Regions from separate parts of the Homo sapiens genome. Here region 2 is linked to region 1. Evidence: chromatin contacts called from ENCODE Hi-C or POLR2A ChIA-PET data. All regions are on one chromosome and are shown on one strand. The core of a region is the stretch at or near the end of the contact, and the rest is flanking DNA. Distances in the headings are between cores, read along the strand shown.

Evidence for each region. A loop is a pair of places that touch in the nucleus more often than their neighbours do. ChIA-PET counts read pairs that join two places held with the same protein, here RNA polymerase II (POLR2A). Pooled maps may share reads with other maps.
Region 2: a loop to region 1 is called in a map with no recorded cell type, with 12 times the contacts of the local background. The contact joins the enhancer-like site here to the promoter of LRRC75A in region 1. A Hi-C loop is called at or near these places in 1 of 37 single-sample maps with no recorded cell type and 6 of 50 pooled maps. POLR2A ChIA-PET finds 5 or more read pairs at or near these places in 3 of 52 experiments (A673, PC-9 and activated CD4-positive, alpha-beta T cell).

Annotation. Positions count from the first base shown.
Region 1 is chr17:16,490,914-16,493,511 of GRCh38, forward strand. LRRC75A (leucine rich repeat containing 75A) reads right to left here and starts at 1,280. Exons shown (of 4, transcript NM_001113567.3): 1 at 832-1,280. The coding sequence starts at 1,077. All of the region lies in intron 2 of LOC124903936 (a long non-coding RNA gene), which reads left to right. RefSeq lists silencers at 883-942, 1,053-1,102, 1,193-1,532.
Region 2 is chr17:16,588,168-16,590,765 of GRCh38, forward strand. No RefSeq gene overlaps it. Among named protein-coding and RNA genes, the nearest start is that of ZNF287, 20 kb to the left of the region's middle. RefSeq lists an enhancer at 973-1,042. Within about 2 kb of position 1,289, at least 18 of the 41 ENCODE cell types and tissues checked have a DNase peak (open chromatin) inside an H3K27ac peak, as active enhancers do.

The DNA of each region.
Region 1 (2,598 bases), core at 30-2,529:
GGCCATGCTCCTCTCCCCACCAAAGAAACTGACAAAGGAAAACAAGCCACAGAGAGGTGAGTGATAGCATTAGCCTCAGGGCAGCCCCAAAGCAGAGGGAACTGGCCAATTCCGCAACATCTGTCCCTAGCCAGTGGGACAGGCACAGGCTAAGGACAGAGTCCTGGCAGTCTCCTGAAGTTGCTGCTGGCCAGGTGGTCACACAGGGCACCAAATCCAGCTCCCCTGTCTCTACCGCTTTCCGCAGGGGCTCATGGTTGAGGATCTGCTGAAGTTAGTCAGGGGAGAGGAAACAGTCTCCTCCTTGAACTACAATCCAGGATGCCTCCCAGGCGAGTGAAGGACCTAGGGACTGGAATCTCATTGGCCCCAGGGCTGTGCCCCTGGACTCGCTCTCGGGAAGCCAAGCCAGGTCCAACTGATAACCGCATTCCTTGAGGACCCTCGGCCGGGAGTGACTGCCAGTGGGCAGACAGGAAGAAAAGAGCCCTGGCCCAGATCAGGCAGGCATCCCTGCTTCCCCGCCCACCGACTGTCCCCGGAGACCAGCCTCCTTCTCTGCCTGCGGAGGAGAGCAGTGGGGACATTATGCCAACAGGTCCCCTTCGGCGGGCCTCACCCGGCCAGCCTTCCTCCGCCCTGCCCTGAGGCCCCACATTCAGCGGAAGCGCCGAGGCACCTGCTGCCAGACAGGGCTCCATCCCCGCGGAAGGGGCCCCTGGGCGGTGCCCCTCGGTGCCCCCGGCTTCCTCGGTTAGGGATGGGGCGCCCCCCCCGGCCCAGCACGCCCCCTGGCCCGGCGCGCCCCCCGCGCCCCCTCCCCGCGCTCACCTGGCGCAGGTGCTGCAGCAGCGTCCCCGCCTCCTCCCGCCGGCCCTGGCGCACCATCCGCAGCAGCTCCTGGACCATGCCGACTCGCCGGTGGTAGGGGGGCATCCCCGCGCCCGCGCGCCCCGCCTTGTCCCCGGCGCGCAGCAGCAGCGACGCCCAGAAGTCCGGCCGTTCGCGTCGGGGGCCCGGCGCGGCGCCGGGGCTGGCTCTCTCCGCCAGGCTGCCCTTGGTCTGCCGGGTGCCCATGCCGCCGCCGCCCGCCGGGACTCTCCGCTCTGGGCCGCGAGGCCGCGTCCCCGCCAACCGCCCGCCCCTCGGCCGCCCGTGCGCGCTCGCCTCCCGGGCTGCAACTTTGGGGGAACTGTTGCGCGCGGGCGTCGCGGGGGCGGGCGGGCGGGCGGCTGTCGGCGCTCCCCGCGCTCCTCCCTCTTGGCTACCCGGGCGCGCTCCCCGGGCGCTCGCCGCCGGCCCGCCCGCCGGCCCCGCCCCGGCCCGGCTCGGCCCGCCCCGCCCCCCGCCTCCGCGCCGGAGCTCCGCGGCGTCGCGCGCCTCCCTCTTCTCGGGCTCCCGCTCCTTCCCGCCCCGCGGCTCCGGGCTGGGGACCACCACCAGGCGCCCCCTGCCTGCGTCCTCTCGGCAGTCGCGCCTCCTGCGGGCGGCAGTGCTGCGCTTCCCGGGGCCGTGGCGCGGGGGCGAGGGGAACAGGCAGGCCCCATGGGCCGTCGCTCTCGGTCCCCACCGGGCTCCCCGACGCTTCCACCACCGCGCGCCCGGTGCGTCGGGCGAGATGGGGAAAGTTTGGAGCATGGGGGTGTGTGTGTTGGGGGGCTCTCTTAGGCCCAGAGTCGGGTTTCTCAAGGTGGGTTCCGCTGAGCCTCAGCGCCCAAATCGTCGGAGGCGCTGGTTAAAAACGCAGGCTCTAAGGCCTCCACCGAGACCTACTGAATGATAATCTCCTCGGTGGGGCCTGGGATCCGCCTTTTTAGCCAGCATGTTGGGTGATTCCCATGCACGCTCCTTTGAGACCTGGCCTGCTTGCAGGGCGCTGTAGTGGTGTGGTTGGTGCGTAAACCTGGAAACTGTGCGAGCTTATGGGTTGTGTGCGTGCCCTTCTATGGAGAGGGCCTGTTGCTTCCATCATGCTCTCAAAGCATCTGGACCGGAGAGGTGTGAACTCCTGTGTTCTCTTGTTCTCACTCTCACAGCCCTGGAGAAGGGTCCCTGGGGTAGTCCTGGTACAACAAAGCAAACGCACGTCTGCGAGTAGGCCCAGCGGTACACCCTGCTGGCCCACCTTCCTCCCCGTGCCTCTGCCAGGCCCAGTCTGTAAGGGACCAGAGCCCTGGGATCTCATGGTGTTGCCAGGGCTTGCCAGAGTGAAGGCGAAGGCAGGTGGGGGAGCTTCTCTGTTGCAGACCACAGGCCGCCCTGGTCCCAGCGCAGGGCAGAAGCAATTGTGCAAGCTCGCCTCTGACCCCAGCTCTGGGTGTTGCTTGAGGGTGTAAGGGCACGTGGGCTGTAGGGGCAGGAGGCTGGATCCCAAATCACAGGGAGCTGAGCCCCACTACTTAGTGAGCACTGAGTATCAGGCGAGTCTTCAGCTTCTTGAGTCCTGATTCTTCCTGTCAGGCTAGGATAATAACACTGCCAAGAATTGGGAGAGTAAACTCGGTGGACACTGCTAAAGGAAAAAATTATTTAATGACATGAGTTAAAGCATCGTAAGGAAGACTTTATTCAGGACCATTACCATAGGTGTAGGGACCT
Region 2 (2,598 bases), core at 39-2,538, 97 kb after region 1:
TCACTTAGCTGTGGAGAAGTCCCTGGAATTAGATCTCAGAAAGACAGTTCCAGCTTTAAGACAGTAAAACCTTTTGGCAATGGGCTAATTGCCTTAAAGGAAAGAAGGGTTCTACTTGAAAGAACTTGCAGGTGGAGAAATTGTCCTACAAAGATTCTTGGAAATGTTAATGGAGATAACTGACATAGGTAGCTGTGGGCCAACCAGGAGCTGTCAACAGCCTGATCTCAGCAAAACCAGGACGGCCAGTTAATAGTTCCTTCAGTTCTCTGATGGTCACAAATGTAATTTTATTTCATTTCGCCTTGTGGAGGTTCTGCAACAAATGTAATTTTAAAGGAATTGGGAGCCAGAAAGATAAATGCAACTCCTTCAACTATGTGACAGGGCAGACTGGTGAATCTGGGTTCCCAGAGTGTGGAGCAAGTGCCCTGCATCAGAGGACGGCCCAGGGGAAACGTGCATGATGCCGAACCCCACAGGACAGAATTACTTCAATCGCCTGGTCCTGACTACTACAAGGAGGAAGTCTCAGTGTCTCAGTTTGCATCTACGCTCAGATTTCTTTTTCTTTTGGAGACAGAGTCTCCCTCTGTCGCTCAGGCTGGAGTGCAGTGGTGTGATCTTGGCTCACTGCTACCTCCACCTCCTGGGTTCAAGCAATTGTGCCTCAGCCTCCCCTGTAGCTGGGACTACAGGCGTGCGCCACCACGCCCGGCTTATTTTTGAATTTATAGTAGAGACGGGGTTTCATCATGTTGGCCAGGAATGATGCGAGTTTTAATACACTCACTTTACAGTTTCTTATGTTTTTAAACTACTTTCACGTTGTAGCAAAAACGAACCTTAAAGGCTTCACAGAGGCCGGTCCACGGGAGGGGAGCGCCGGTCTCCCGGTCCCGCCGGGCTCACAGGGACGGAGCGGCCTGGGATTCCGCCCACCCCCTTCCCGCCGTCAGCGATTCCTCCTCCTCGGAGGGTCTGGGGACTTCTCCCAGAAGCCGCCACCTCGCGCCAGGACACCGGGAGTTCCGCCGCTCCCTGCGAGAGGGAACTGGCCAGAGGCCCTGCGGGGCACCGCGCGCGAGTGAGGCAGAAACCCAGGCACCATGCAGAAAGCCCCGAAAAATGTCCCTGGAGAAGCCGGGGAACAGCTCCCTCCACAGCCGTCAGGGCCCGCACAGGCTGTTTCCTCACGGAGGACTCGGCCCCAGGTTGTCACGAAGCCGCGACCGCGCCTCCCCGGGGTCCTCAAGGAACGCAGCGCTCTGCCTCACTGCAGACAAGGCAGTCCGCAGGCGGAACACGCATGCGCGCCGGCAAGTCAGCCAGGGCGGGTTCGCGCGCCCTCTTGCGGCCCTCTAGGTGCAGTGCAGGGAGCTTTGCGTTTTAGGGACTTGGGCTCCCTCCGGCCATCCTCTATTGCTTTTTGGTATTTTCAGTAGAGACGCGGTTTCGCCATGTTGGCCAGGCTGGTTTGGAAGTCCTGACCTCAGGTGATCCACCCGCCTCGGCCTCCCAAAGTGCTGGAATTACAGGCGTGAGCCACTATGCCTGGCCCTGGCCATCCTCTTTAACTACTGAACTTCAGATTATTCAAAGCCGTTACACTCCACCCAACAGCTTCAGAATATCCTCTAGTATTCTCTAACACGCATGGAACAGTCTCCAGATTAGACCACAAATTAGGTCACAAAGCTAGTCTCAATCAATTTTAAAAGACTGAAGTAATACAATATTTTCTATAACCACAATATAAGGAAACATTAACAGAAGGAAAACTGGAACATTCACAAATACGTGAGAATTAAACAACACACTCTTAAACAACCAATGGTCAAAGAAAAAATAACATGGGAAATTGGAAAATACGATGAGACAAATGAAAATGAAGCACAACATACCAAAACTATGACAATCAGTGAAAGCAGTTTCAAAGGGAAAATTTTACGAGTAAACATTTACCTTTAAAAAACAAAGATATCAGATAAATAACCTAACTTTACACCTTAAGGAGCTGGATAAAGAAGAGAAAACAAAACCCAAAGTTAGGAGAAGGAAGATGCTATAGTTTAAATGTGTCCTCCAATGTCCATGTGTTGGAAACTTAATCTCCAATGTAACAGGGGTAAGAGGTAAGACTTTTAAGAGGTGATTAGGCCATGAGGACTCTGTCCTCATGAGTGGATTAATGCCATTATTAAGGGAGTGTGTTCCTTTCAAAAGGACAAGTTCAGCACTCTCTTGCTCTCTCTTCCCTTTTCTTGGCCCTTCTGCTTTCTCCCATGGGATAACATAGCAAGAAGGCCCTCACAAGATGCTGGCACCTTGATCTTGGACTTCCCAGCCTCCAGAACTGTAAGAAAATAAATTTCTGATTTTTGAAAAATAAATTATGTGGCCTGTGGTATTTTGTTGTAGAAGCACAAATGGACTAAGACAGAAGGAAATAATAAAGATTAGAGCATAGTTAAACAAAATAGAGGATAGAAAAATAGGGAAAAAATCAACAAAACCCAAAGTTGGTCCTTTGAAAAGGTCAAGAAAATTGACAAAACTTCAGGTAGAGTAAGAAGAGAAAGATTATTAAAACACTGT